2 separate regions of the Homo sapiens genome follow, and region 1 is linked to region 2. A link is a loop called in an ENCODE intact Hi-C map of the cell type or tissue named here. Cell type or tissue: Calu3. All regions are shown on one strand. Each heading gives the region's core, and the rest is flanking DNA. Links, peaks and the distances in the headings are about the cores only. Region 1 holds the start of DCDC2 (doublecortin domain containing 2). Region 2 overlaps DCDC2 (doublecortin domain containing 2).

Region 1 (16,644 bases), core at 5,150-10,149, 76 kb after region 2:
CTTTTACTAGGGATAATGTCTTCAGCAAAGACACTGGAATCCAGAGTAAATATACTGTGCTCACATTTTTTGGGAATTCACACATCTCAAATTCTATTGCGGAAGTCCAGGTTTCTTCACCAATTTCATGCAAGGTAGTATACTTTAAACAGGTGTGTATCCTTTCATCAGAATCACATCCAGAACAAATTCACAACACTGCCCTTTATTACTACTCTACTTGAGACAGATATCAACTGGTGGTCATTCTTTAGCTATATCATAAGCACAACCTGAAAATTGTATACCTTTGTCTACTTTAAGCTACAAAGCCTATCACTTTCATGACTAATCAATTTGATGCACTGAAAATACAAGCCAAAATATTAATTATGTTAAATGATGTCTAGGAAGGGTACCTCTTTCTACAGATTATTTGAATAATGAATTTAACCTCATATTCTTCAAATACTGTACAATTAGAATTTTTTTCTTACGCAATATTTTTTCTAGAGGGGCCTATTTGGTCCTATTAGGCACAAACATGATGTGAGAGGAAATGGTGAGTGTTGAGGAGAGTCCCTCTGGGGCTCTGGACTACAAGTGAGAAAAACTACTTTTCCTGTTGGCCATTTCTTCATTGGCAGCACTTACCCATTGGAAGCACTTGTTTATTTGGGGTCTGAATGGGAAGAGTGGCTGTCTGGGCTGGTGAACAGAGGCCTATTCTGGATCTAACTACAATTTTCCCTGTCTCAGGCTGTGGCCCCAACTTTGTTTTTAATCTATTTTTTCATTCACAAACTAAAGAATACATCCTACAGAATACCTAAAACTCCACCAGGGTTTCAGAAGCTACGTGGAATGCGGTATTGTGAATATTTCACAAGCTCCTTTTCCAACCTTCACATAAGCTTTCACGAACTATGCTTAACTCGTACTTCGATAGAAGCTAAAACACAGGTGTTTTCCTGACATCACAAAGTGTCCAACGTGACATCTACTCATCTCCTTTGAAAGCCTCAGGGGCAGTTAGGGTGACCCTGGCTACATCAAACACTGAGTTATCAGAGGCACATTAGGATGAGGATGTAGCTTTGGTAAAGATTTATTTAACAACGCTCAGAATCTTCTCACTTGACAGGGAACCTTCCCATGGATTTCAATCAGAGAACATGTAGCTAGAAAAGAGAAAAATATGTTTTGTCTAATCTTGACATATCCTGCACATCTTAGAACATCTACTCAGTCTTTTCATTTCTGACAATGATTCAAAGAAAGAATTATCTTTGCCTTAAAACATATAATGTTCCATTTCTTTACATTAGAGAACTCATCAAAGTAGAATGCCGTCCAAATCTCTAAGACACACCATAAGAAACAAATGGCACCGTTATTTATTTGAATTTTCAAAATAATATTTGCATTACCTCTGTATTAACAACTTCCATTGGTCTTTTCTTGATTTCTCCTATGTCCAAGTAACTGAGGAAAAAACAAACAAACAATAAGAGTTGCTTTTATAGACTTTAAGTCAGTAATTTATTTTTAAAAATCATAAAAAAATAAAGCAACTCATAGGAAATTCTCAACCTTAAAGCAAAAACAAATAGCTACTAATGAAAAGCAATTACAATAGTAAAAACTGTTTGCAGTGTCACCAACCAGAGCTGACATATGTCTACCCTAAACTTCAAGAGAAGGAAAGTCTTAGAAATACATACATCTATTAGAGAACATTTTTCCCTCTTAATAGTTAGCTGCTTACTATATACACTATATTCTTACAGATTTGATTTTTTAAAAGAGTGGCTTATGTGCAAAGCTGCTTAACTGTTCCATTAAATACAGGCTTTAGGTCAAAGGAAGTACTGATAGCGTGCATTAGGGTAACAACTGGGAAAGGCTGAGAAATTATTGTCTCTATGAGAGCACCTTAATGATACAAAAACACTCACTCATGTGGGATGACTTTGGTAATTGGTTCAGCTAAGAAACAGATGGGTGGACTAGTTAACCTCTGGAGACCCCTATTATTCCATTACTATTTGCTCTAGATACTAACAGTGATCATTCTTTAGCTGTTACATAAGCACAACCTGAAAACTGTATACCTTTGTCAACTTCACGTGTAATATCACTGTGATGTGGTTCCAGTTTTAAATGGTCCCTAAACTGTGCTTCATACATAAAATGTGCTAAATAAACATTTTAATATTAAAAAGTATAAATCTAACATATAATTTATAATGATAGATCAATCCTTTACCCCAACTACTACAATTGCCAACTTGTCCCAAAAAAAGCTTATGTTAGAATTAATTTTGGCTATTGAAATGTTTTTATTGTTGCTGTTTGCCTTTTTGGATAAAATACTTTAGTTAATTCATATCTCTGGAAATTGTCATACAATGCCCCTATATAAAAGTAGTCATATTTTTAAAACAGTGCAAACACTCCGTCTTAGCAATAAAATGGGTCTTTTGTGGACCTGCAGGGGCTGAGTTTTGAAATAATACCAAAATATTCTGTCATGTGCAGGAAAGTGGTTTCAGATCCACAAGATTAATGCTGCAGAGTCAACTTCCAACAATGCACAGGGAAAGTTTTGGGGGAAATACTCTCTAGAATCCTCTGCTGTAAAATAAAGGTTGTGAATGTATGGTCTCACATTTGAAATAAATAAGGGTTTAATAGCTACCTGATGTTTAGTTATCGTTTCAAAAATATTAGAAAAATCTAAGTGAAAGCAATTCAAGCAGCGATTTGATCAGTTCCATTTGAAAAAGATGTTGCTGTCTTTCCCAACATTTAGGGTCTAAATGAAAGCCCACGAATTGTCCTCAATATCGTTTGGGCTTTCTTTTGTTCTGACAGTTTCTCCATTCTTTACATAAACTTATAAGTGCTAAGTTTCAAATATATTCAACATTCAAGTATTCTTGGCTTCTATCATTATAACCGTAGATACTACTTCTTTAACACAAATAAAATAGTCATCTGTCAGCATGGAAACCTAACCATGGACACTGTTATAACAAATTCAGTTTTTTGTGTATGAACTGAAAGCAAAAATAACATGCAAATCTCTTAGAGAGACTTGAGTACACTTTTTTATTTGGTGTGGAACTGTACCTTTTTTTTTTAATCTTGTGAGTTGGTAGGATCAAATAAACAAAAGAACATGAACTATAAAAGTGAGTCTACAATTTTCAGCCGTTCAGAGATTCTGAACCAGACTTTCATTTCCACGAAATTGCTTTAGACGGAAATATTTAATAAAAAATAAAGTATGTAACAAAAGGAACTGGTCATAGAGGTGTCTTATATTTATGTAACACTTTGGTGTTTACAAAACACACATCTATAGCATTTACTTTTTATCACAGCCCTGTGTGGTACAAATGATTATGCACCTTTTCTGTATTAAGAAACTGATTAGCTGAGTCAAGCGACTTGCCCAAGGACACAGAGCTGATGAGCAACTCAGTCTTCAGTCTCCTGGTTTTAAGTTTCCTTTAAGCATGCAATTTCATTTAGCCCTTTTTTACGAAGTTTAACAAAGCATGCTTAAGAAGCTTCAGGGGAGGGAAAAATAAATCCAAATATATCCCTCACTTTCCATGAAAAGAATGTCTGACGTAACAAAAAGTATAATAGAATACCTAGAACTCAATTTAAACAAATATAGGAGAAGAAGGATTACATTCAAGAATTTTAGTGATATTTTGAAAAATATTTCTATGTAGTTATAAGACTTTATTTGAATTTTAATTATTAAGAATCCAATAATGCTTATGAATTCATAAGCTTAGATTTATGGTCAAGGCTTTTTTCTATCCTGGGGCCCAAGATGAATTTCAATTAAAATGTTCTATTAAACTATGGAATACAGAGTTACCATGTGATCCAGCAATTTCACTCTTAGGTATACACCAAAGAGAAATGAAAACTTGTACACAAATATTCATAGATGCATTATTCATAATAGTTAAAATGTGAAACAACCCAAATATACATCAAACTGATAAATGGATAAGCATGGATATAAAAGGTAATATACCCAAATCATGGAATGTTATTCAACAATAAAAAGAATGAAGTATTGATGTATGATACAACATGGATGAACCTTGAAAATGTTACAGTAAGTGAAATAAGCCAGACATAAAGACCATATACCGTATGATTCCATTTATATGATATGTCCAGAATAGACAAATCCATAGATTCAGAAAATAGATTAGTGGTTTCCAGATGACAGGGGACAGAGGAAACTGGGAGGTACAAATGTTTTGGCGGGAGGGGTGGAAATGAACTACAATTAGTTGGTGGTGATGGTTGCACAACTCTGAATACACTGAAAGCCAATGAAATGGTTGGACTTCATGCCATGAGAAATCTATCTCAATAAAGCTGTAAAAAAAAAATGGAATGTAAAATTCTACCTGTCCTATAATGACCACCCCAACCAACTCTCAACTCACAATTCCCACATAACTTTATTTTTCTATGCACATATCCCTTTGTAGCTTGCATTAAAATTGTTAGTGTGCAGGTAGTCCAGTTAGACTGAAAGCTCCTAAAGACAAGGAATCATGCCTTGCTCATCTTTGTTCCCTGAACTGACGGTTTCTTAATTCACTGAACACTCACTATGAGTGAGCTCAAGAGCTGGGAATAAGGACCCCTGCCCTTGAAGGTCTAATCACGTTGCTGGAGACAGACAGTCGACAAATACAGTCAGCCAGTAAACTCTTCCTGCATTATGCTAACAGCATAAACATGCAGGGGGTGGGAGCAGGGTCACAAAAGTGAGTGTTGTCAATTCTACTTGGAATGAAAGGTTGAAATAATTTAAACAGTACGGGAAATGCAGAGCAATTTTCTCCTCTGGTGACAATATAGTGTCCAACACTTGGAAGTGATTTTTAAGAATGTTTATTTAAATTAAAAGGATGGATTTCCAAGGAAAAAAAATAAGGAAAAGGAAAGAAAAAACTGAACAGAAAACGCAAAAGTATCAGTTTGGTCACTAACCTTTGCAAGGATACCTTTTTATTTTCTTTAAGATTCCTGTTGTTTATACACAGATTTTAAGTTTACTCCTACTGCTGACCCAAGTGAAATTCCTTCTCCAGTCACAGTGTCAACCTCTACCCCCCAACTGCAACGAGAGTTTTGAGGGGCATCAATCACACCGAGAAGTCACAGCCCCTCAACCACTGAGGTGTGGGGGGGTAGGGATCTGCATTTCTTCATATCAACCCCACACTATAGGGCACCTAAATGGGTGGGCGGTGGGGGAGACCGACTCACTTGAGTTTCTTGAAGGCTTCCTGGCCTCCAGCCACGTAATTGCCCCCGCTCTGGATCTGGTCTAGCTTCCGGATTCGGTGGCCAGTCCGCGGGGTGTAGATGTTCCTGACGGCCCCAAAGGGTGCCTGAACGCCGCCGGTCACCTCCTTCAGGAAGACTTCGAAGCTGGACACCTTCTTCTCATGGATGACGACGCGGCGCCCCGCGTAGAAGGGGTCCCCGTTGCGGTACACAAGCACGCTCTTCACGACGGGCTGAGACAGGTGGCTGGACCTGGCGCTGCTGCCGCTCATCTTCCCCGCTGGCCGCCGCCTCAGCTCGCTGCTTCGCGTCGGGAGGCACCTCCGCTGTCCCAGCGGCCTCACCGCACCCAGGGCGCGGGATCGCCTCCTGAAACGAACGAGAAACTGACGAATCCACAGGTGAAAGAGAAGTAACGGCCGTGCGCCTAGGCGTCCACCCAGAGGAGACACTAGGAGCTTGCAGGACTCGGAGTAGACGCTCAAGTTTTTCACCGTGGCGTGCACAGCCAATCAGGACCCGCAGTGCGCGCACCACACCAGGTTCACCTGCTACGGGCAGAATCAAGGTGGACAGCTTCTGAGCAGGAGCCGGAAACGCGCGGGGCCTTCAAACAGGCACGCCTAGTGAGGGCAGGAGAGAGGAGGACGCACACACACACACACACACAAATATGGTGAAACCCAATTTCTTACATCATATCTGTGCTACCCTTTCCAAACAGCCTAATTTTTCTTTTCTCTCTTCTTGCACCTTTACCCCTCAATCTCCTGCTTGCTCCCAAATTAAAGCAATTAAGTTCCTGGATGTAGTTGCCCAGGTTTTTCTTTGCTGGAAGATAAATGTGCAAAGCCAGATGCGGTGGCTTACGCCTGCAAATTCCAGTACTTTGAGGGGCCCAGGCGGGAGGGCTGCCTAAGACCAGGAGTTCTAGACCAGCCTGGGAAACACAGGGAAAGCCCCCGTCTCTATAACGCGCCTGTGATCCCCTGAGGCAAGGAGTTTGAGACCAGCCTGACCCGGTCTCTACAATTAAAAAAAAAAAAAAAAAAAAAAAGTAGGTGGGCAGGGTATTCGCCTGTGGACCCAGCTATCTCGGAGGCTGAGGCGGGAGGATTGTTTGAGCCCAGGAGGTCGAGGCTGCAGTAACCTATGATTTTGCCACTGCACTCCAGCCTGGGCGACACAGCAAGACCCTGTCTTAGAAAATAAAATATATATTTTTTTTATATATATATTTTATATATTTTATTTTATATATATTTTATTTATTTATTTATATATTATATATTTTTATATATAATATATAAAATATATATTTTATATATTATATATAAATATATATATTATATTTATATATATATTTATATATTATATATAATATATATAATATATATGTATTATATATATTTATATATATAATATATTATATATTATATATATTATATATTATATATTTTATATATTATATATTATATATTATATATTATATATTTTATACATTATATATTATATATTATATATTTTATATATTATATATTTTATATTTTATATTTTATATATATTATATATTTTATATATCATATATATTATATATCATATATTTTTATATATTATATATTTTATATATTATATATTATATATATTATATATTTTATATATATTATATATTTTATATATTTTATATATTTTATATATATTTTATATATTTTATATATTATATATATTTTATATATTATATATTTTATATATTTTATATATTTTATATATTATATATAATATATATTTTATATTTTATATATATTATATATTTTATATTTTTTATATATATTATATATTTTATATTTTTATATATATTATATATTATATATATTTTATGTATATTATATATTATATATATTTTATATATTATATATTATATATATTTTATATATTATATATTATATATATTTATATATACTATATAGTATATATATTTATATATACTATATAATATATATTTTATATATAATATATTATATATATTTTATATATTATATATATTTTATATATATTTTTTATATATTTTATATATATTATATATTTTTATATATATATTTTATATATATTATATATATTCAGAGAGAGAAAGAGAGAATCCGGGTACCGTGACTCATGCCTGTAACCCCAGCACTTTGGGAAACTGAGGCAGGAGGCTCACTTGAGCCCGGGAGTTTGAGACCAACCTGAGCAGCACAGCAAGACCCCATCCCGGAAGGAGGGAGGGAAGGAAGGAAGGGAAAAATAACATTTAAGTGAATGAATGAATGAATGAGAAACAGAGCGAAGACTCGCGTGTCTAGGACCCCTAACCCCCTCCCCGATGATCAGCGCCGCCTGGCGGCGAAGCTCGGGTGCGCATCACGTGAAGACAGCAGGCAGCGCGCAAGCGGGGCCCTGGTTGGGGAGGCGGGCCCAGGAGGTGCCCTCCGCCGTAGTACCTACCGACACTCGCGTGCTGGAGAGGGGAGGGGAGCTCGGGCGCCGGCCGCGCGGGGGCGGGGCGGTGCGGCTCGGGTGGCACAGTGGTGAACTCTGCGGCGGCTGCGCGCCGCTCACGCTGTTCCTCCAGCTGCTGTTACCTCTGCGGGCCTCTCTCACCCAAGGGGAACGGAGTTGTTATTTCCCGCTGTTTCCATAGCAACCGCAGCCTCGCGCGGGGAGCGAGTCAGTGAACCAGGCCTGGCTTGCGCCTGGCTCCTTGGGATATGCTGGCTGCGTGGGGCAGAGGCGGAAGAACAGGGGTTTGGAGGAAGAGGGAGAAACAGGTGACATGATCATGCGCTCATTCATCATGCGCTCATTCAGTAAATGGACGCCTGCTGTGTGCAAGGCCCTGTGCTAGTTGGGGCCACGGCGGTGAAAAGGAAAACCTACAAAATTTTGAGTGCCTACCCTGTGCCAAGCTTTACGCCAGGGAAAGGATTTTTTCACTGCCGCAAGAAGGCTAAATGTCTGACTGGCTGTCCAAGAGCCCACATCTGTGCTATTTGTGTAGATTGTTAGCTCTGTCTGAGGAATAACAGGGAGAGGAGTTGTGAGAATAGTAACAGCCCCAGTAAAGAGTCGCTTTGTCCAGTCCAGTCTGGGACATACATATTGTGGCACCAGGAAAATGTTTAAAGAGTTGAAATTTTGCAGCTCATCTCTGCCAGTGTTTCCTTCATTCCTCCTAAGACTTTTCTACCATGTGTCATGTCCAAATTACTGGGTGTTCCTAACTCATCATGTACGAATAAAAAGAACTGCCATTAATTGAACACTATAACCATGGACCAGGCATTATGTAAGGCACTTTATGTAGATTATCTAATATTCACAATAACCTTCAGAGGTAAATATTATTCTTTCCTCAGATGAGGAAACTGAAGGGTAGAGAAATCAAAGACATTTACCTCAGGTCACACACACAGGAATTCAAACCCATTCTAAGGATTAGAAAACGAAAGAGAGAGAGAGAGTTCAAACCCAGTTCTGTCTTATTCCACAAGCTCCATAACCAGTCATATCACTGTGAAAGATGAATGTGTGGGACATTGCAATCTGGAGAGAAACTTTTTTTTTCCTTCGAGATTTCTGTTCTGAAGAAATATTTTTATTAAAGCCATGTAATACATTAATGCTTTGAAAGTTAACAGTTTTCAAACGCAGGAACAAAAAACCAAATACCCGCATGTTCTCACATATAAGTAGGAGTTAAATGAGGAGAACTCACGGACACAAAGAAGGGAACAACAGATACTGGGGCCTACTTGAGGGTGGAGCGTGGGAGGAGGGAGAGGAGCAGAAAAAATAACTGTTGAGTATCAGGCTTAGTACCTGGGTGATGAAATAATCTGTACAACAAACCTCCGTGACACGAGTTACCTATATAACAAATCTGCACATGTACCCCTGAACCTAAAATGAAAGTTAAAAAAAAAAAAAGTTAACAAATTTCAAAAGAAGGCCAAAGAGAACAATACAGGGAGGAAATAGACAAGGGAAATTTTGTGAGCTGCTTGTGGAGAATGCACAGGTTGAGGGATGGATGGGGAAAATACCTGTGAAAATGTGCTACCACATAGGTGAGTAAGACAGAATACTTGTTATGTGGAAATGGAAGGCAATCAATTAAGTAGCCCCCTCCCCAAACAACCTAAAATTCCCTATCATCTATATTAGCCCAGTGTAAAATGAAAATGTGGCCTCTTATTCAAAAATTAAGAATTTTATGTTAGCAACAGCAGAGCATTAAACCAATCATGGGGTCCTTCTTGATGTGGGGACCCTGACGCCAGCCCATGAAGCTGCCCGCATCAAGTCTATGCCTCCCACTGCGGTATCTCCAACCCGGATGTGTCTCCTGAGCTTAGATTCATTTATCCAGATGTCTCTTGGATATGATGTGGTGATAAGTGTTTAACTGCTGGCTTTTAGGAGGGAAGAGAAGGCCTTAATTCATAGCATTTGCCAATCTCTGTAGTTTACTCCAAATATGGCCAATTTCCAGATGCCAGTCTAACATCACTGAAGCCATGAAATGTGCAGTAGCAAGTCATTGTATGGTATTTCCACCATGCAGGCACAGCAGACTTGTGTAACTTTAAGAGCACAGATAGTAGTAAAATGTAGATGGAGATGAGTTTTGAGTATTTATTATCTTTGTTTTCAATGTAATTTATTTAATTGTATATTTATACAATTATTTTTTATTTAATTGCATATTTATACAATTTTTATTTAATTGTATATTTATACAATTATTTTTTATTTAATTGTATGTTTATACAATTATTTTTTATTTAATTGTATGTTGATACAATTATTTTTTATTTAATTGTATGTTGATACAATTATTTTTTATTTAATTGTATGTTTATACAATTATTTTTTATTTAATTGTATATTTATACAATTATTTTTTATTTAATTGTATATTTATACAATTATTTTTTATTTAATTGTATATTTATACAATTTTTTTATTTAATTGTATATTTATACAATTATTTTTTATTTAATTGTATATTTATACAATTATTTTTTATTTAATCGTATATTTATAAAATTACTTTTTAACAATGCCCATGTTTACAATTCCTGAGAATTTAACAGTTGCCTCACACGCCAGAACAAGGCAGTTCCAGGCACACAATTCTCCTGACAGCTTCTCTAGACCATCTAAAAGGCAGCCTAGACTCGAAACGTTCACGGGATCTCAAGTTTTCCTCAAAATCACTTTTCCTATGTTTCCTGTCTCCACAAATGGACCCTCATCTACTCATTTGCTCAAAGCTAGAACATATACATTTCTCTTCTTCACAGAACACATTTAACTGTGGCAGAGGAACAACAAAAACAGTCAGATATTTGCAATCTCTCTCCCTGCTCCAGATGCTTGCTGAATTGGTTTTGGAGCTCTTCTCTCTTGTGCAAAGTCCGAACACTGAGCAAAGTGAGAAGGCTTTAAGAAGCCAGAAAGGTTAGATAAACCCTGATCACGAAGAGCTGAGGTAGAATGAGGAGCGGAATGCTAAGGAATGAGGAGCTTCAGATGGATGCAAGGGAATGTTTGAGAACACACATAGGAAAGGAGGGGAGAGTTTTTGTATTTTAGCTTCTTCCTAAGTATATGAAAGGCATTGAGAATGAGAGAGATGGCCAAAGAAGATTCTTAAAGAAGTGTTGCTGTGCATTAAAAATAATACCACCAGCAGGGCACGGTGGCTCAAGCCTGTAATCCCAGCACTTTGAGATGCTGAGGCAGGTGGATTGCTTGAGCCCAGCAGTTTGAGACCAGCCTGGCCAACATGGCAAAACCCCATCTCTAAAAAAACAAAAAACTAAAAAAATTATCAGGGCATAGTGGCATGCTCCTGTAGTCCCAGCTACTCAGGAGACTGAGGTGGGAGAATCATCAGAGCCTGGGAAGTTGAGGCTGCAGTGAGCCATGCTCATGCCGTTACACTGCAGCCTGGGTAACAGAATAAGACCCTGTCTCAAAAAATCAAAAAGAAAAATAATAATACCAACAAGGCATTTGCTGTTTCCTCAAGAGCCTAGATCTCTGAAATGCTTTCAATTATATATTTCTGCTTAAGCAATATTTATTTTGATGTAATACTGTGCTAAAACCAGACCACATTGCACCCTAGGTTTATAAGGGCTCTTCAACTAATCACCAAGTTCTATCAATTCTATCTCTCAAATATTTTTTAAATCCATCCACTTATCTCCAAACCCATTTCCACATTTTGAATTCAAGGCATCATCATCCCCTAAGAGGTAACCCTGTCTCCAGTTTGCTTCCCTATTATCCATTCTCCACAGAACAGTCATCCTGAAAGGTCGCTGAAAACACAGATCTATCCATTTCACTTTCCAGCTTAAAATTCTTCAAATCCTTATCATTTCTCTTACAGTGAAATCCAATATCATCAACTTTGATGACAAAGCCATAAATATACTACTCTTGTTGCTTTAGTTTCCATCTCTTCTCACGCAAATCTTCCTATGGCTCTCCAAAGTGAAGACTTGTACCATCGCTTCCTTTAAAATCCCTTTGGATGTACTTTACAGCCCCTTATCCCCCCATTCCTATTTATTTGGCTCCTTCCAACTCCCTCTATAGATCAAGTTCCAACTTAAATGTCAGTTCCCCAGGAAATCTTCTCTACCCCACTCCCCAGATCAGGATAAACCCCCAACATATTACATATTTTTTCTCTATAGGTTTTATCAATTATAAGTATAAATTTTTAAATGTTTATTTATTTTTAAAAGATGGGATCTCACTATGTTGCCCAGGCTGGAGAGCAGTGGTTACTCAAAGGCATGAGCATAACATACTGCAGCCTTGACCTCATAGGCTCAGGTGATCCTCCCACCTCAGCCTCCCAAGTAGGTAGGACTACAGGTACAAGTCACCATGCCTGGCTACGTAATTACAAATCTTCATATAATTATATGTTTAATTGTAAAGCTTTATATAATTACATGTTTAATCTTTGTAGAGTTAAATGTTTATATGTATAAATTCCCTAAGGAAAAGGATTGTGTTCATTTTATTCATCAATGTCTTACTAGTACCTAGCACAGAGGCTGGAACATAGTAAGTATTAAATAATTATTTCATGAATGCATAAACAAAAGGAAAATATATTAAGTTTAAAAATTAACCTAAAACTTCAAAAACTGGAAAATGCTCCTGTAGAAGGAAACATATTTTCAGATCAGCAAAAAAAAAAAAAGTACAGTCCTTGACAACCGAAGAGATTCTAAGACTAATTGCTTAGCTTCCACAGAAAATGCACAGCCACGTGCAGAGGTGTGCACCTACACAGGAAACCAAGCTCTCTTAGCCAGTATTGAGTTTTAATATCCTTTCAAGGCAACAGAGATATGTATTAAATGTGAGACATATTCTGCTAGTTTTTCCTTAAAAAGTGTCACCTTTACAATTGGTTTTCACATCTTAGCCTCAAAAAGAACAGGAACTTGAGGGCCTTGAGACTGTTTCTTGGACCTACACATGGGTAACGGTGACTCTCTGACAAGCCTCTTGTCAGGTGAATTCAATTAGTTCTGGTAATGGCTAACCTCTCCTTCAAATCCACGTGCTAGGTGGCCTACCCCAGTTGGCTATATTAACTGGCTAACTCATTGGCCAATATTGACTATAAGGGGTATCATCCTTAACTCCTATCCAGAACCAAATCCTGTAGCTTCCATTTGCCTAACATACCTTAATCCTTCCTCTACTGCTCATCCTCATTGCCTCACCTAGGTTTAGAGCTTTGTTTGTTTGTTTTGGAACAGAGATTTGCTCGTCACCCAGGTTGGAGTGCAACGGCATGATCTCGGCTTACTGCAACCTCTGCCTCTCGGGTTCAAGCAGTTCTCCTGCCTCAGCTTCCTGAGTAGCTGGGATTACAGGTGCCTGGCACCATGCCAATCTAATTTTTGTATTTTTAGTAGAGACAGGGTTTCACCATGTTGGCCAAGCTGGTCTCAAACTCCTGACCTCAGGTGATCCACCTGCCTCGGCCTCCCAAAATGCTGGGATTACAGGCGTAAGCCACCACATCCAGCCTAAAAATGCTTGTTCCATACATTGCCATGTAACTAACGAGTTAAGAACAATAAAAAGGCTTGCTTTAGCAGCACATATACTAAAACTGGAATGATACAGATAAGATTAGCATAAGTTCCTGTGTAAGGATGACATGCAAATAAATGAAGCATTCCAAATTTTTTTCCAAAAGAAAAAAAAGAAAAGAATAATAAAAAGTAATAGATTGTTGTTGTTGTTTTTGTTGTTGTTGTTGTTGTTTTGAGACGGAGAGTCTCACTCTGTCACCCAGGCTGGAAAGCAGTGGCGTGATCTCGGCTCACTGCAACCTCCGCCTCCTGGGTTCAAGCAATTCTTCCACCTCAGCCTCCCGAGTAGCTGGGATGACAGGTGCACGCCACCAAGCCTGGCTAATTTTTGTATTTTTAGTAGAGACGGGCTTTCACCATGTTGGCCAGGCTGGTCTCAAACTCCTGACCTCAGGTGATCATCCTGCTTCAGCCTCCCAAAGTGCTTGGATTATAGGTGTAAGCCACTTCTCCCAGCCAGAAGTAATCATTTACTACTTTCTTTATTTCCACTTAGAATGTGAGATGAGTAGAAACAATCTCCTAAAACCAGAAACATTAAACTTTATTTTATATAAAATCATAAGTGGATCCTGAAGAAAACCATAAAGTGAATTCTGAAGAAAACCATAGTTGTTTATCTTCAAATTCTACATAAACCAAATACCGTATTTCTCCAAGTTACAATTTTATTTCTCTGAAAAACATATACAATTTTATGTTGACGGATTTGATAGCAGTGAAAAAACTTTCAGTTTACTAGAATGAGACCTGCAAACCCCTATAAAGTAGCAAGTTTAGAGGCCGAGATGAAGGAAAGTTGGGAAAACTCAAACCAAGAGCTTCTATTTTCTCTGTGCTATAGAAGAAGGTATCTTCCATGGGTCTTCTAGCAGTTAGTATCATGGTAAACATTAAGTGTTTAATAAATGTTTGTTAAATGAATTAATCTGAGCATGAAGGGTGGTGTGGACATGCAGGAAGAAGGGATGCACCTTGAGGAGCGTTGAACAGCTGCTGTGATGTGTCCAGTGTTGTATTAGAAACCATTATGGAGTATATATGCTCATATGTGGTTTCTGCCCTTAGTGCTTTTTAAAGAGAATATTGGTAGACTTTCATTTCTGACAACATGGTGAGCTAAATATCTTGGATCACTCTCCTTCTAAAGCAATCCAAAATGCTGGATCTTTTTTTATAAAATCTAAATCTTTTTTTTTTTCTTTAGAAACAGGGCCTCCCTCTGTCACCCAGGTTGTGGCATGATCATAGCTCACTGCAACTTCTAGGCTTAAGCAATCCTCCTGCCCCAGCCTCCTTAGTAGCTAGGATTACAGGTGTGCACCACTACAACCGGCTAATTTTTTTAAATGTTGTGGAGGGATGGGGGTCTCTCTGTGTTGCCCAGGCTGGTCTTGAACTCCTGGTCTCAAGCAATCCCCCCATCTTGGCCTCTCAAAGTGCTGGAATTACAGCCATGAGACACCATGCCTGGCTAAATGTCTAAACCTTTTTAAATGCATTGCCAATTCGGCAAGAATGAAAAGAATTCAGAAAAGCCAAAACTTGGGTAATAACAGAAATCCTGGGAAGTAAGCAAGCACTAAAATCAGCTTTAAGTATACCTGCCCATGCCCTGGTGACCTGGAACTGTTATTTTGATGGCTACACAGGGACAGAGACACAAGAGATAGGCCTAGGGCCTCCCAAGGTGAAGATTCAGAGAGAAGTTCCCCATGCAAATATGGAACCTCAAAGAGTTAGACCATAAATGTAATGGTGAATAAGAAATTAGCCCTCTTTGCAGAGCAATTACGGCAAGAAGATATGCTTATTTTCCCATTTGTGCTAAAGGCCGAGGTGGGAGGAAGGGATCACAGAATTTCATCCTGATGCTTCATAATTACATCAGTTGACCCCTAGATAGTTATGGAACCTAATTAACTCTGTCTTTGTGATCTACAAAATGTGAGGCAAAGAATTAAATGTAAAGTGATCCTGGATTGGAATTGTTCTCAGATGGCTGACAGAAACCAACACAAATTCTCTCTGGAGGAACACAGCTTCTACTCAATTTACAGATAATCTCCATATATAATGTTCCAAGAAACATGAATATACAGTAAAAAAACCTAAAACTTATAAGAAAACAAATGATAAATGGGAATCTGAAGGAACAAGAGACAGAAGAATCAGACCTACAAAAATTTCAGATACAGGAATTATCACAGGCAGAATGTAAAATAATTATGTTTACTATATTTAAAGAAAAAAAGCGATTGAAAGTATAAGAACAAAAGACTTTTAAAATGACCAAAGGTTTTTTTAAAAAATTGTGAAGCAGAATCTCTAGAATTGAAAAACATAATTAAAATTTAAAACTCAATGAAGACTTTAAATAGCAGATTAGTCACATCCAAAGAGAGAATTATTAAACTAAAACAGTATATTCAGATAAGTTATCCTTGCATCTCATTTCTGGACTTCAGTTAAAAAAAAAGAAAAAAATAACAAATAAGTTATCCAGAAGACAGGACAGAGAGAGAATAGATGAAAAATATGAAAGAAGGGTTAGGAGCTAAAGTAAGACTATTTACTATATCTTTAATCAAAATTCCAGAAGGAGACACAAAGAGAATGAAGCAGAGGCATTAACTAAAGTTTTCTGTAATTATTGAAAGGTTCAAATATTCATATTCAGGGAGTCAAATGAATCTTAAGAAGAAAAAAAAACAAAGAATAACCACCTTAGGATATCGTAGTGATTCTGCGATACAAAATAGGCACATAACAAAAAATCAAAAGAAATTAGTGGGAAAACACGTATTACCCACAAAGAAAAGACAATTCAATTAATGACTGATTTCTCAAAAGGAACATTACAAACCAGAAAACAGTGGACTAAGATCTTCAATGTGTTTTGAAAATAGTTGTCAATATGGAATTTGTGCCTGGCAAAATTATCTTTCTAAAGAATGAGTACAAAATGAGAGCGTTTACCACCAACAGAAGTTCATTAAAGGAAATTTTAAGAACTTGGCTCAGACAGAAAAAAAAAAAATTGACGAATGATAGTCTGAGGGGCAAGAAGGAATGGTGAATGAAGACACTGGTAACTATGTGATAAATATTTTAAATGACTACAGGAAACAATAATGACACTGT
Region 2 (16,644 bases), core at 5,172-10,171:
CCTCTCAAAGTGCTGGGATCACAAGCGTGAGCCACTGTACCAGCCAATAATTCAACTTTTTAATGAAGGTTACTTTCCTATGAACAAGGGATATGTTAATACAGCCTCTTGTGTTCTCAAGTTTTTACAAATGAGATAACCTGAAAAGATGATCATTCTCTTTCTTCCAGGTGACAACTACTTAATTTAAAGACTTTTTAAAAATATACTGGAAGTAAGGATTGGGATTTTCATAGGCTAACAAGAACCTCACAGAAAAGAAGCAAATAACATCTTATAAAAGGCTTTTAACAAAAAAAAAAAAATGAAAAGTTTAAGGTGGATCCTGTTTCATGATGGGTATTAAAGTATTACAGAATTAACTATTTTTAAACTTCCATCATTCATTCACTCAACATAATTATTAAGTGCCTCAGACCTGTGCCAGTTGTTGGAAATAAGAAAAAACTAGTAGGACATAGCCCAAGGCTTTGGGGGCCTCACAATCTAGTATCTATTAATTTTTTAAAGCCTCTCTTATTTTTAGTGTTCAAGGTAGGGTATGTTCTTAGGGCTAATTTCTTTTCTTTGATTCTTGTCACACAATAGGCACTCGGTAAATATTTGTTGACTGTATTTCACCCTAGCCTCCTTGTTTGCTACTCACGGGAAAGGACTGTACAAATTTCAAGATAATCAAAACTTTAAAAAGAAATCTTCATAAGAACCCACATTTTTCAGATAGATAATAGAGCTAAAGAAAAAAAAAAAGTTAAATGAGCTGCCCAAGGTCAATGGCAGAGCTGGGACGAGAATCTAGGACTCCTGACTTCCAGCTAGTCTCGATCATTTAGGTCTTTGATGATTTAGACCCCTCCACTTCTCTGTGCAACTGGTTCACCCATTTCGCCTGTTCTTTTAACCTAGCCTCACGTGTCTTTGTTCTGACTCTTTAATCATTTGTGCAGCTTCCTCTAAACTCTCACAGGAGTTCAAACTGTCTCCTCAGCTGTGAAGCTCATATTAGCTCTAATTCTAATGTAACTCTTCATATCGACTTTGAAATAAGCTGGAGCTCCCAGGTGGAAGGTAAGGCTTTGCCCATTAATCTGAAACCTGATCCCATCAGTCCTCTTCCTGGAACCCCTCACAGTCCCACGGGTGGGGTGTGGTGGGGTGGGGTGTGTGAGGGGATCTCAGGGCAAGAGGAGCAGGAGTCATTCCACTGGTCTGCTTCCCAGCCAGCCATTCCCACCCCAGCGTCACTCCACTCTGAGAACACACTGGGAATAAAACCAAAAGTCGCCCCTCTTACAAAACCCTAACATCAAAGTTAACAATTTTCATTACATACTTCCTTAGTCTACCACACTTTTATCTCATACCAGTGAAATCTTGGACTAATGCAATTTTTTATTTTTATTTTATACCATCTCTCACCTGCTAGTGCAAGATGAAACTACATCTAATTTTGCTGAATAGGTTATTGTTTACTGATAAAATGTTATGTCTATTTAGTGTTCTCTTGGTTATCAGTATAATTAACAAAATGACTTTTCAGTAAAGATGATCTTTGACTAATAAATCATAATGAATGTGGGCAAGGGTTACAGACACACAAATAAGAGACCAATATCATAGTAGTTGTAGGTAAAAATATTAATCAAGCAATATCAGTGGGAGCAGAGGATGAAAAAAACATACTTTTAAAATAAGACTACCACAAAATATATTTGATCTCAAAATAAGTGTCCTCATGGCACAACATCTAATTACAAATAAAAACCAAGCATAAAAACAGCAGCATCTCTCATATACAAATACAATTTTCTTTGAAAACTCTCATATATGAAAATAAGGAATATCTTCTGTGGGCCCAGAGAAACAATGGATCTATTTAAGAATTAAAATTGTATCACAGCCTTAAGATAATAATAACACACTTACCACTATTTGGAATGGTTTCTTGTGAATTCTTTAATTTTACATTTTGTTTCAATTTCGTCAGTTTTTCTGAATTCACGTCTTCTTTTTTCCCTTTCCTCTTCAGGGGCTGAGGAGATGAGTTGTCACTGGATCCAACTGTTGACTTAGAGTGGCGATCATTTCCCTAAATGGCAAAGTATTAGACCCTTATTATTAGCTAATGAACTCTCAAAAACATTCCCAGTAAATACATGTCATTAACTACTGGTAAGCAGGGCAGGGGCAGGGAGGTGTATTGTCCTGGTTCTGCAACTGTCTATCTTTATACATTAACTCCAAATGTATCTTCCTGGAGGCAAAAGGGTCTAGGAGAGGAAGGAGGATAAAAATAATAGCTAACAATCATTGGGTTCTTAATATGTACCAGGTATTCTATAAAATTGTATTCACTCAATCCTCATGCTAGCCCTAGTTACTAGCTCACTAGCCTCATGCTAGTGAGATAGACACTACTATTACCACGTCACTGTAGAGATCAGCAAGTGGGGTTTAGAGGATAAATCTTGTGTAAGATCCTGTAGCCAGTCAGGGGCAGAGCAGCTGCCTCCAAAACCACTGTAAATCCACTGCCTTAACAATCCTCTCACTCCTGCACCTTTCTGCAGAACCAGCCAGTGTCTATTGGATGAGAAATGGTGACTTCCCCTACAGTGATCAATTAATCTACAAATACCTTCGTAACAAGTTGTCGCTATGGGTGTATAGATGTCATCCTACAAGCAGCCATACACTCTGCTTGTAGAAATTCTCCAATATTAACGAGTCTGTTGGTGACCACCATGGTCTCTAAGAATCGCAAATCCAGAGCCACACACAGACTCAAGAGGCTCACGACCACATGTCCCCACTTGTTCCTGAGGGAGCTGCGCAGCTGCTTGCCCCTACTCCCACAAGGCAGCCTGGGTGATCACACCTTCCATGGTTATCTCTGGTCCCCATGTGTCTCTCACAATGAAGACCCTGTGGCTGCCAAAAGTGGGCTCCTCCACACAAAAGGGAGGTTGAGTTTCGGTGGCTTTTATCACTGGCCCAGTACAGCTCCTGGGGAGCCACATAGCAGCCACTACATTGGGGGCTACTGCAAGGAACAGCTGTGCTGATACTGAGCCACTGCTACAGCAAGAAACTCCCTCTTGCCAGGCATGGTAGCTCCAGCCTGTAGTCCCAGCTACCTAGGAGGCAGAGGTGGGAGGATCATTTGAGGTCAGGAGTTTGAGGCCAGCCTAAGCATAGTCCCAGCTACCTAGGGGGCAAAGGTGGGAGGATCACTGGAGGTCAGGAGTTTGAGGCCAGACTAAGCAACATAGCAGGACCCTCCATCTCTAAAATTAACAATTAAAAAAATCAGCCTGGCGTGCTGGTACATGCCTGTAGCCCCAGCTACTCAAGAGGCTGACACAGGAGGATCACTTGAACCCATGAGTTTGAGATTGCAGTGTGCTGTGATCACACCACTGTACTCCAGCCTGGGCAACAAAGTGAGACCCCATCTCTAACAAAAAGAAAAAAGAGAAAAAGAACAAGAAACTCCCTTACTAAGGCAGCCTTGGCTCTCAGATGCTCAGGTGCTAAACTTACCTGAGAGTATGTGGTGAGAGGCTGCAGGTAGTGGAAAGAATGCAAGTTTTAGAAACCCCAGATACATGGCTGAGAGCTACTGCTCTGCCACTGAACACAGGGACCATGCCTTAACTAACTCTTAATTTCTCTAAGCCTCAGTTTCCTCATCATTTGAGTGGAGTTAATGTACTTGCCTTTAGGTCTAGCATGAGGATGCAATGATAAGGCTTATGGAGTGACTAGTACAGTGCGTGATGTATGGTGTTTGTTTAATAAGTATTAGAATGCTGTCTTCAAGAGCAGAGAGTTAATATTTTTCTTAAAAATCATATCAAACTCACACCGTATTGAGTGTAATCTTTATGCAACATCTGTACTATGCTTGTGTCTGAAAGTAAATGTAGTAATATTAAATAAACAAATCTGCCTAGAAAACTATTATAACTGTTCATTTTAAGCATTTATATATTCAGTCATCCAGAAGCATTTAAATGGATTTAGCCATCATCCAATTAGGAATGGAAAAATTCACAGCCTTACAAATGAAGTTATTTATGCTATTTTGTCATAGCCTACAAGTAAATGAATTATGCATAGGTTTATTAACAGTATGAAAACTTGTCCAAATCTATAACACTTTTTGTGTAATTTAATTTCCTATTCCAACTGCAATTTAAACATACAGTTTCCATTTAATTATTATGGTCACTGCAACCAGGGGTTTTTTTTTTTTTTCTTTTCTTTGAGGATTCTTTCTTGAGAAACTTAAGCTCTGCCATAAACTGTCTGGCAGAAGAAATATACGATTATAGCAGAAGTTCCAAAAGCATCAGCCAAGTCTCATAGTCCCTTTTATTCTCAATGGAGTCTTTCATCCCAAGATTTTAAAATTTTATTTATTTTTTTTTAGATGGAATCTCACTCTGTCATCCAGGCTGGAGTAAAGTGGTGCAATCTCGGCTCACTGCAACCTCCGCCACCTAGGTTCAAGAGATTCTCCTACCTCAGCCTCCCAAGTAGCTGGGATTATAGGTGCACACCACCACACCCAGGTAAATTTTTTTGAATTTTTAGTAGAGACAGGGTTTCACCATGTTGACCAGGCTGATCTTGAACTCCTGACCTCAGGTGATCCACCCACCTCAGCCTCCCAAAGTGCTGGGATTTACATGTGTGAGCCACTGCACATGGTCGATTTTAAAAATTTAAAAGCTTTAGATGAGAAGATCAACCTTTCACACGCCGTTAGCAAGCTTACTAGAATGTTCTGAGATGCTGTTGAACTTGCAAGGACTGGAATGGAACCCAATGAATGGGAAACCCTGTAGCTCAGCAGGATCATTTTCTGCAGTTCTCTGGGGAAAGCATTACTCACAAAGGGGCACGACAAGGGAGACGCAGAAGCCCCACTCTGGAGTGCGTGTCTTTCTAAGTCACCACTCTTGTTTATGAATAGACAGGAAAGTTCCGATTTATCAAATTTCTGATAAAGACACTCGAAAAAGGGTAATTTTGGAGTATCAAGAAAGACTAATTGATTCAAATCACTACATAATGCATAGATTTTGCAGTTGACACTCATGCATTCAATTATTGAGTAATAACTACTTTCCAGGAACTTTGTGAGTAAAAAGTAAACTAAACTAAGACAGGAAAGAATTGTTTTGTAATTAGAAAATTTAAAATAATTGAAATGCTTTTTTTTTTTTTAAAGATAGGCTCTTGCTATGTTCCCCAGGCTGGCCTCAAATTCCTGGACTCAAGCAATCCTCCTACCTCAGCCTCCTCAATAGCTGGGATTACAAGCATGTGTCACTGCACCCAGCTAAATGCTTTTAAGAAAAAAAAAAAAAAAAAAAAAAGGAGGGTGAAGGGGGAGAAGAGAAAAAAGTTGATTCATCTAAAGTGTTCATGTGAAAATACATAATACACTATATATATAAATTATATACACATATAATTCATATATTTGTTTTACACAATTACATAAATTATACATAGTTAGAGAGGGGAAAGGACAAAGGGAGAGAGGGAGCTTTTTCTTTCTGTAAGGCTTCCACATGTGACTTGTAACTCAAATACATAGATAGTCATTGCTATTGGCAGAGCATAAGAGATAGGGGAGTTTTGCTATCTCATACAGCTATCCCAGAAATAAAACGATATCACTGGGTGTCCCTTACATGCTACATATACATTAACACAAATACTTAACAAATTTATAGATAAGTATTATTATCACCATTTTATAGATAAATAAATTAACTTTCTAAGGGTCTGATTTTTCTACTACACTGAAACTTTCTAATGTCCAAAGCACTAAAAACTCCTATTACATAGTATGGTTCCCTAAAACAGCCATCCCAGAAGTAACAAATTATGGCTTTTTCTCAAAGTGGAAGAAATCAAGAAGCAGCCTAATTTGACAGGGTGTCCTATGCAAAAACTAGACCCCTTGAGATACTCCAACCACTGTCCTGCCCTTTGTCTCACATGCATATCAGTATATCCAAAAGGAATACCAAATCTCTGGCTCAAACAAACAAAAAGCCTAAAACAGCCTCCAATCATCCCTCACTCTACCAAGATTGGGATATTTTTTGTTTTGTTTTTTTTTGAGACTCTCACCCTACTGCCCAGGCTAGAGTGCAGTGGTGCTATCTTGGCTCACTGCAACCTCCGCCTCCCAGGTTCAAGTGATTCTCTTGCCTCAGCCTCCTGATTAGCTGGGATTACAGGCACCCGCCACCACACCTGGCTAATTTTTGTATTTTTAGTAGAGAAGGGGTTTCACCATGTTGGCCAGGCTGCTCTCAAACTCCTGACCTCAAATGATCCTCCCCACTTGGCATCCCAAAGTGCTGGGATTACAGGCGTGAGCCACCACACCTGGCCAAGATTGGGATACTTCTTAAACAGTTCCCTAGGCTCTTTCCAACTAGATCCAACCAACTCAGGTTTTTTTCATTAGCATAAAAACTCATTTCCAGTCCCCATGAAAATGTGCCAAAAACATATAGACCAAAAAACATCAAATTTAAAATAATTTCGTGAGAGGTTTGCCTCAGTGAGCAGCCTTCACGATGTATTTCATGGGTGCACCCAGAGACATTATAAGCTGGGGGTGGGGGGTAGGGACTAGACGGGGACTGCACCTGACATTTCTCTCATCTGCATATCTGGTGATGACAAGAGTAAGAAGCCCTTTTACCTATACCAGCCTCAGTTTCCCCCATGGCAAAATGGAGTTTTGGAGTATAAGGAATTCATCTTAATATGTGTATAACTTGCTTCACAGTGACATTGTGATACTTGAATAATAACGAAATTTTTTTGTCAAAACCGTAGAAATCATAATATTTGATCCTGTAAACTACTGACCATAAGATGTATAAGCCAAATGGTAATAAGGACAACAAAAGATCATTTAGTCGTTGGCTTTCACTTTCAAATACTTTCCTAATTTTTTCGTCTTTTCCGATAGAGGGTGCTATGATTCTACATGGTGTCACCTTGTCACTAGAAAACAGCCTTCTGCAGATGGGTTTATTCTTCAAGCTCAGCGAATTTAAGATAATTTATTTACATCTTCCTTTTGTTTTTAAGGCTAGAATCACAACTTAAAATTTTTCTCAACATGCTAATTTCTGTGACTCCCGCAGCACTGAGGCTATAAAAGGAATGACTTCTGGTCTGTCTTGCTTTGCACAAGGCATTCCCCAGGCTCCCTGACCAACTCAGTTACGCACCAGCAGGGGTCCCTGTGTACACTATGGCAGCTGCTTTCTCTCTTTCTCTCTCAAGCTCTACCAGTCCCTCATCCACACTCCCTTCTATATGCAAAAGAGCAATTCCTAGAAAGCCATGTAGGGAAAAATAAATTTCTAAAACTCTAGTTCTGTGTCCCCTTTGATTTGCATCATGAATTTAGGGTGCTTTCCCCATGGATTTTGCAGTGGTTCCTACAGCCAGAAGCTAAGCTCTCCCCACACAGTCCCCTTCACTCACACCCCTCCTCGCAGTGCCAGGCAGCTAATGATCTATAAAATGCATGCATTCTCCTGGGAACCAATTCATTAAAGGAAAGGAGTAAATTAATCCTGTTAAAAATCGAGCTTGTGACTTTGGATTTACTGGCATAGGAAGTTCTGTGTGGCTCAATGCCAAACATTCACACACTGCCTAAGCCGAGTTTGTGAGAACCTACCAGGCACTGGGCACTGTGCCAGGGGTTATTCTCCTCTACTCAAACGTGACCTCCTGAAAGAGGCCTTTCCAACCACCCAGCTGAAATAGCACCCTCTCTCACTTCCTCTTCCCATGTCTTCATGTATTTTTATTCATGTTTATCCCTGGTGTATATCACACGTATTGTGCATTTGTTTCTGGAATGTAACCTCCGTGCATTTAGTACTTCAGAATCTCTGGGCCCTGAAGCACCAGAACAGTCCCAGGACATCATATGAACTCAATAAATAGTTGTTGGATCAGCGAATCAGTCAATGACAATATACTCAAAGAAGAGTTATAATAGATGTCCGCCCCCACTGCGGCCACCTAGCGGACTCACCTATATCACATACCTGTACGTGTCCCACTGCCTCCTGCTTCTATTCTTGCCCCAAACCATTTCTCTAGAGATACCACAGCCAGAATGAGCACTTAAAAATGTAAAGCAGGCCAGGCGTGGTGGCTCACGCCTCTCATCCCAACACTTTGAGAGGCCGAGGCAGGTGGATCATGAGGTCAGGAGTTCAAGACCAGCCTTGCCAAGATGGTGAAACCCCGTCTCTACTAAAAAAAAAAATACAAAAATTAGCCAGGCATGGTGGCGGGCGCCTGTAATCCCAGCTACTCGGGAGGCTGAGGCAGGGAATTGCTTGAACCCGTGGGGCAGAGGTTGCAGTGAGCCGAGATCATGCCACTGCACTCCAGCCTGGGCAACAGAGTGAGACTCTGTCTCAAAAAAAAAAAAAAAAAAATTTTTTTTGAAGCAAATTATATCACTCCCTCCCTATAACCCTCAAATGGCACCCCATCAAGAAATAAAATCCAAACTCTTTGCATGCCTATATGATTGAGCCCTGCCTGCCTCTCCGATTTCATTCACGGCCTTCTTTCTGCCCTCCTCACATGCCAGGCTCTTTAGCAAGGGCCTGTGTGACTTTGTTTCCTCTGCCTTGGATGCTCTTCTTCCCCGGCCTCATCCCTGGCACAATTGGCTGTGTTAGATATCATTAAGGTCTCAGTTTCAGACAATTTTATATAAATCAATGCCCTGCTACATTTTATTTTCCCCATAGCATTTATCACCATTTGAAACTATTTGTACATTTGTTTACTAGTTGATCGTCTGTCTACTCCCATTCATCCCATCCATACCCTCCCCCCCACACACACATACATGCACACACACACACTAGAATGAAAGCACCATAAATCTAAGTCCTCATCTATCTACCACTATACGCTCAGTGCCTACAGTTCCTGGCACTTAGTAGGAGCTCAGTGAGTATGTTTGGAATGGATGACGGATGGAGTGGATGAATACAGGGTGCTACGGGAACACTGTGGAAAGAGGGACAAACTCTGCTATCATTTTATTTTTCTAAGTCATAGCATGGAACTACGTTTGACAACTTTGCTTTCTATGGGATGCAAATATACCTTATAACTGAGTCTTTGCTTAACGTCACTTCCTCCATGAGGCCTCCCCTGACACACCTATCTAAATGTGTTTTTCTTTTATTGTCTTTCATATTACTGTGCACTTTTCTTTCATTTTTATACTTCATAAGTATCCATTGATTAATGGAATCGCTTGTTTCACTTTTGTCTACTCAAGTAGACCACGAGTATCAGAGAGAGCATCAGATCTTTGCGCTCATTGCTGTATCCCTGGGGCTTACTACTGTGCCATACACCTGGAAAATTCAATCATCAGATGAATTGATGTGATGACATTGATGTATCACAGTATTCACAGCACAGTCTAAAAAACTTACAAATGAGCAAGAAATAAAAATTGCATGTGTGTACCTACACATGCATTTTAAAGCAGGAAATGCTCTACACATTTTTAATTAAAATTTTAGTTTTTCAAATTTCAGAATACTAAACATATCATTCCAAAGTTCAGTCACTGTGAATACAAAGAGTTGGGTCATGACTTTGGTCCTGACATCGACTTTCCCTGTGACTTGGGATCAATTTATTGATCAATTTATTCAATTACAATCGGTCTCTGTAATCATTCCTCTAGCTGCACTGTGAGAATTAATAAGCTAATATCTATACAGTACACAGAAGGGATTCTGCTACAAAGTCCTAAAGAAAAACAAAAAAAGCAAAATACAATTTCCAATCCCTAAATTCATGAGTTTTATTTAGCTTTATAGTTGCTCTGATATTGTTTTCACCTCCTGAAATATTCTTCTCACTCCTCTTTGACCCCGCACCTGTGAAGTTAGGTTGCCTCAAGCCTGGGCCCTCTGTAATTCTCACCGCACCATCTTCCTCTAGGAGCCCCTCATCCATTCTCTCACTTGGCAGCACCAGTGAGACCTGCTCTGTTCAAGCTGTGCTGGGTGATGAAGTACCACAGTGATGCTACGTCTGCTGTTCAACTAGGACCATTACATGGTTGTTCAAATCTACAACTCAGGCCAGGTGCGGTGGCTCACACATGTAATCCTAACACTTTGCGAGGCCAAGGCAGGCCGATCGCTGGAGCCCAGGACTTTGAGAACAGCCTGGGCAACAAGGTGAAACTCTGTCTCCACAAAAAACACAAAAATTAGCCAGGCATGGTGGCACATGCCTGGAGTCCCAGCTACTCAGGAGACTGAGGTGAGAGGATCGCTTGAGCCTGGGAGGTCAAGGCTACAGTAAACCATGATCATGCCACTGTACACCACCCTGGGTGACAGAGTGAGACCCTGTCTCAAAAAAAAAAAAAAAACCACCTGCAACTGCAGCTTCAGTCCTGATGTCCTTGGCAGGCCTCAGCTCTGCCATTTACAACTGCTTGCAGCACACTTTCAACTAAGTTTCCTGATGATACTTCCAACTCAACATGTTTGAAATTACGTAGGTCATTCTTTGCCCTGGCTGCCTTCTTCTTGGCCATAGAACTACCATTTTCTCAAATTCCAAGCTTAAAAACCTCAGTTATCTTTGGCCCCAATTTCTCCATTAACCCCTTGTATCCAATCATCACACAAATCCTTTGTTCCTTGGTTTCTTCCAGAATAATCATCACTTCCTGCTGCCTCTACCACCTCCCCAGTCTAGGCTCCTTTCCCCTCATACCAAGATAGTTGCAACTGCCTTACAACCATCGACTTATCTATGGCTTCTCACCACGTGAAGTCTTCCTCCATGTAAAAGATCTGATGCTCCCAAAATGGACTCAGATTAATATTCTCACCTCTCAGAAGCCCTTGTGGGCTGCCCTCTATTCAAGGACAAACACTAGACTCTTCATTCTGCTATTCAAGGTCATGTAATAACTGTCACCACCTACCATGTCAGGCACATCAGCCCCCACACCAAAAAGGACCATCTGTTCCAGTCAGCCTAAGGGACTCATTGTCCCGGGGCTCGGGAGCAGGAGCTCTGAGCTGGCTGTGTGGATGCAATTCCTCCCCTCCTCCCCTGCCATTTGCTCAGTAGGAGCCTTTGTTTGTATTGTATTGTATTTTATGTTATTTTGTTTCATTTTTTTGAGACAGGGTCTCACTCTGTTGCCCAGGCTGAAGTGCAGTGGGGCAATCTCTGCTCACTGCAACCTCTGCCTTCAATGGGAGCCTTTGAACCTGTCACTTCTACTCTGTGTACTTCCTTTTTTCATTCCTTTTTAAATGTAGATGACAAAGATGCCTGCCTTGTGGGGTGAGGTTAAATAAATCACTACTGTAAAGAGCTTGGCATAGTGTTGAGCCCACAAGGGCCCGGTAAATGTCAGCCAGCGTGACTGCTTCTTCGCATGCCCACGTCTGCCCCAACCATCTCACCCTCCCTTGGATCTGAAGGTCCTCTCCCCTCATCTACCTTTTTCTGAATTTTAAACAGTTTCAAAGGCAGAGCTCAAATTCAACTTCCTCTGTGGACTGCTGCCATTGTACATTCAGTCCTTCCCTCCCTCTCATGGTCACCAATCTCTAGATATTTGATGTTTAGCATTAGCTTGTTTGTTGCCTTTTTAAGCTATCTTCTTTATTTCAAGTAGATTGTAAGTTGCTTGAGGGCAAGAGCTCTATTGATTTTTATTTTATTTTTGTCATAATAGTATAAGAGTCTCAGCTAATGAGTTCTTAATATCTGTTATGCTGAGTTCGGCACTACTTATGTACACAAAATTATTTGTCTTTCTTTCAAGAATTTCACATGATATAACCAAAAAAAAGGAGGGATCTAAATCATTAGGAGACAATATCATTGCCTAGAAATCATTTACTTTACAAAATACCAAAATAAGAATGTTGCTTAATTAATTCAGGGTGTGGGTGGAAGATGTCAAATCAGTTCTGATCACAACTTGTCGGGCAATTCAACCAAAAGGGAAGAAAGAGAAGCCTCAGCCAGGAAGAACTGCCAAGGCAACGCTCTGGCATGACATGGAGCTCACCCCATCAGGGAGCGCAGACTGAAAACACAAGAAGGTTAGGAAATTACCTACTAAATGCTGTCGTTACTCCCACAGAGTAGGTATTTAATAAATGTTTGCTGAATTAACAAACCATGAATAAATGATAAATGGAAAAGATTCAGATGGCAAACTAAATACCTAGAACAATTCTCAATCTTTTCAAGGAATATTAATGAGGATTATACCCCTTTTCTCAGCGAAACTTCCCTTTTAGTCTTCGTTAAAGATAGAAACCAAGACTGGATGATCATTGATGTGACCTACTACAATGGTTCTTACAGTTTAAAGTATTATTGCCAAGATTTTAAGTGCAATATAAATTATGTCAGGTGTATATACAAGGAAAAAATTTTAAAATACATATTCTAAAAAATGTTAGCTCTGTTTAGGACCATAAGTGTAACATTAAAGTTCTAGTGCTGTTTCACATAATTGGTTATACACCACGAAGCGGCTAAGTTTTATCTCTTGGAACTTAATTGAAGCCCAAAGGACAGTCTCTTTGTATCATATAAAAATATAGAACATCAACGAGGAAAGCATCTGATACTTACACTCCCTTTAGACTTTCTGGATCCTACAATAGGAGGTAGTGAAGAAGCTTTCTGACTGTGGAAACAAATTGCAATTTAGAAATCTGAATGTTGTTTACAAATAATGTACAATGCAAGATAATTATCATCCCCACCTGGAAGTCAACTGTTTACTGCTGTGTTTCACAAAAGGTAGATAACATACACTTTAACACATACTTTCCCAATTTCACAAAGATCATAACATTTCCAAATTCCATCCCAAAAGATTTGTAATGTTTTCCTGTATAATATTTTAATCAATGCTTACAAGTAAACTTTTAGTATCACCTGAAATTTGTATAGCATTTTTATCCAGATCCCAAAGTGTCCTATTTGCATTTCAAAAAATCATTTCCAAATGTGAATAATGATTTTTCCAGACTGAGTTAAAAACAAATTTCCTTCGTTTCTATGATGTCTTCTATGTCTACCTCTGATAGGAGAGCAGAGGTAAAACACTGGCATTTGCATTCAGGTAGTTTTTAAACAAGTCGTCCTCACCAAAAAGTTAAAAATTATTTTAGGCTGTAAGAATAAGTTGTTTTGTTGATATCTGTATTATTAGGAAAAGACCCATCTTGAAACCCAACTGAATCTCTCCAAAAATAGAAGGACACATATATAAAAAAAATTCTTATTAATTGTATGAGAAAGGCCAACGTGAGTTACAGTTTTCTTATTACCATCAGGTACACACTGTTGATCACAGCAGGTTAACCTAGGGCTGCTTAGCAAAGATGGCTAAAGATTTGATTTCATGGATGGGTAAGGTTGGTTAGCGATAAGTCAGCTGGTAAATAATTCAAAGGTGCTAGAAAACCATGTGCTCTTGCATAGTTCAAACACCACCCCTGAAATTCCACTTCATCTATTACTTATTTAGAAGCTCTTGGCCAGCCTCTCCATCAAGTTACACAAATTGTGAATTAATTGCAAACACACTGGTGATATTCTGCTCTACTTCTGCGGACGACAACCAAAAAAAATTTTTTTTTGCAATGGCAAGGTGGCCACAGAATCTCTGGGAAAAGCAACAGAGATGGATCCCTGGGCACCATGAGCAAGCCGAGAGATCCTGCAGCATGGGCCAGAGCTCTTCTTTTTTTTTTTTTTTTTTTTTTTTTTTTTTTTTTTTTTTTGAGACGGAGTCTCGCTCTGTCGCCCAGGCTGGAGTGCAGTGGCGGGATCTCAGCTCACTGCAAGCTCCGCCTCCCGGGTTCACGCCATTCTCCTGCCTCAGCCTCCCAAGTAGCTGGGACTACAGGCGCCCGCCACTACGCCCGGCTAATTTTTTGTATTTTTAGTAGAGACGGGGTTTCACCGTTTTAGCCGGGATGGTCTCGATCTCCTGACCTCGTGATCCGCCCGCCTCGGCCTCCCAGAGTGCTGGGATTACAGGCGTGAGCCACCGCGCCCGGCCCAGAGCTCTTCTTGAGTGACTCCGCAGTGTATCTCCTAGGCTGAAATAAAGCATCTTTCACAAATATATGACATTTCATGGAGAAAAACTGTTTACGGTATATTGTAATTAAAAATATAATCCTTAAAATTTTACATGAATTAACTGTACACCCATCCTCTCTATTTGCATAAGTGGGATTATGTTGTTTTTATATTTTACAGTTATTATTAAAACAAGTATAAAATATTATGAGTTTTTTAACACTCTTGGATGTTTCTATCCAAACCAACTGAAAAGTTATTTGGTCTAGCAACTATTAAGACACAAAAACTTCTAATAATGTTTGCTGTAGAGAAGCTCATTGCCCTGTATCTTCTTCACAATAATAAATTTTTGCATTTACTTATAAATTTCATGCATGCTAAAAAAAAACCATGTAGTCTTTCATAACTTCCCAGAAATTATATTTTTGTTCAATAGCTTTCAGTCTCCCATCATGGCAATAAAAACAAAGATCAATGTATACCATATATGCTTTCCATTCTAAGTAATAAATAAGATTATCAATTACATAAAATATAATGGTGGTCAGCAAAAGACCCAATGCTATTTCAAGTGGTAACTAAAGCATGAGGAGTGGTAAGGAGTAAGACTTACCCAAAAGGCCTTCTCATCGTTGACTTGTCAAAAAGTAACTCACTGTAAGGCAGTTTCTTAAACTTATCTCTGCCAACAGCCACATAAAACTGCCCATTCTCCAACTCTGCTCCACTCTCAACAAGTTTTCCTTCTAAAGTATAAAGCCTGTCGAAAATATGAACACCAACAATTAGAATTTTAACCAACATTTAAAGAATTGCTTAAGATTACAAAGTATTCTGGATGTCAAAAAAATTAAAATTACATAGTAAATAAAAACATTCTGTACTTAATTTAGCTCATTTGTTACTATCCTCATTATTGCATTATAGATGCCTCAAAGTTATCAGATTCCACTAAATACTAATGTTATAATGCAGATACAATGACTATCTTGCTGTACAGGGTTTCACCCCAGTGAGTCTGATGATCTGGCATAAGGATCCCTATTGCTGCCATATTAAAATTTTAGAGGAGAAAAATTAACTTGTACAGATCACAGTGCTTTAAATAAAGCTCTGTTTCCATTGAACATTGATTCTTCTATTTATATTTTGTTAATACTTTTTTTTTTTTTTTTTTTTTTTTTTGAGACGGAGTCTCGCTCTGTCGCCCAGGCTGGAGTGCAGTGGCAGGATCTCGGCTCACTGCAAGCTCCGCCTCCCGGGTTCATGCCATTCTCCTGCCTCAGCCTCCCAAGTAGCTGGGACTACAGGCGCCCGCCACTACGCCCGGCTAATTTTTTGTATTTTTAGTAGAGACCGGGTTTCACCGTTTTAGCCGGGATGGTCTCGATCTCCTGACCTCGTGATCCGCCCGCCTCGGCCTCCCAAAGTGCTGGGATTACAGGCATGAGCCACCGCGCCCGGCCTTGTTAATACTTTTAAATTTTATTTTCTTAGCATATTCATCAGGCTGGCAAGCTTCTGACCACATTCTGTGTAAGAACAGCCCTCAACCAAAATATTACATACAAACACACAGAGAACCGGGTCAGGAACAATGGGGTGAGAGGGCAGGAGGTAAAAGAACCCATTGCCAGTGTTAATGATGCAGAACTGCATAGCATTTGTGCTTCTTTCTTTTTTTTTGCCGTCCCTACTAAGCAAAACAAGAGTGAACATTATATCTTCCCAGAATCGAGCAGTTTCACAGTAACCTTCCTTTACTGTAAAACTGCTGCTACGAGCTACAATTAATATGTTACTTATTAAAAGAACAGTCATAATTTTACCAGATGATTTTAAATGTCCACAAAAATTTTTTTAAAGAACAGGAAAATAAGTATTAGAAAACTAAACCAGAAAGACAGTGCATATTTTTTAAGGTTATAAGCAAGAGCTATTAATAAATGGAAGGATTTCAGTATCATCAAAAAGCTTTCTGTCTTCCTATATTACATAATAAGATTAAATGTCATTTACAGACGCAAAAAAAAAAACCCATTGACCTGTCAGCTTGTTTCCTGATGACATAAATGGCCATATCATACAGAACCATGAAATACAATGAAAATAGCCACCAATAGCCACCAACATTCCTGAAATGTATTTGTGTTTTTAGTTAGTATACAGATGGTAAAGTCTCTTTCTTTATAACATTGTACCTCTACTCCTAACAAGTCTAAATATCAACACTTAACCCAGAATTCTATGTTTTTTGCCTTAACTTAAGCTGGACATGGTGGCCTATGCCTATAGTTCCAGCTACTTGGAAGGCTAAGGCAAGAGGATCGCTTGAGCCCAGGAGTTCAAGACCAGCCTGGGCAACATAGTAAGACGCTATCTCAAAAAACACTTGACCAGGGTTTCTGAATACTGGCATTATTGACATTTTGGACCAGATAATTCTTT

What was found. Peaks named below come from ENCODE experiments on the same cell type or tissue, not always from the same donor. Only the 100,000 strongest peaks of a DNase experiment are listed, where the experiment ranks them.
Region 1: a loop joins it to region 2, with 4 times the contacts of the local background. A loop is called at or near these places in 15 of 110 quality-filtered maps.

Annotation. Positions count from the first base shown.
Region 1 is chr6:24,352,160-24,368,803 of GRCh38, forward strand. It overlaps DCDC2 (doublecortin domain containing 2), which reads right to left and starts at 5,900. Exons shown (of 10, transcript NM_016356.5): 1 at 5,299-5,900; 2 at 1,410-1,464. The coding sequence starts at 5,591. KAAG1 (kidney associated DCDC2 antisense RNA 1) reads left to right here and starts at 4,744. Exons shown (of 1, transcript NR_174942.1): 1 at 4,744-6,126. It also overlaps the pseudogene RNU6-391P. RefSeq lists enhancers at 7,625-8,213, 8,047-8,136 and a silencer at 7,757-7,906. In Calu3, for the core only: CTCF peaks have their summits at 7,689 (motif pointing left) and 7,889; DNase peaks (open chromatin) are centred at 5,362, 5,882, 6,313 and 7,932.
Region 2 is chr6:24,276,123-24,292,766 of GRCh38, forward strand. DCDC2 (doublecortin domain containing 2) reads right to left here. Exons shown (of 10, transcript NM_016356.5): 5 at 14,810-14,956; 6 at 12,730-12,784; 7 at 1,927-2,089. Among named protein-coding and RNA genes, the nearest start is that of KAAG1, 72 kb to the right of the region's middle. In Calu3, for the core only: CTCF peaks have their summits at 7,244 (motif pointing right), 7,445 and 8,088 (motif pointing left); DNase peaks (open chromatin) are centred at 7,279, 7,749 and 8,089.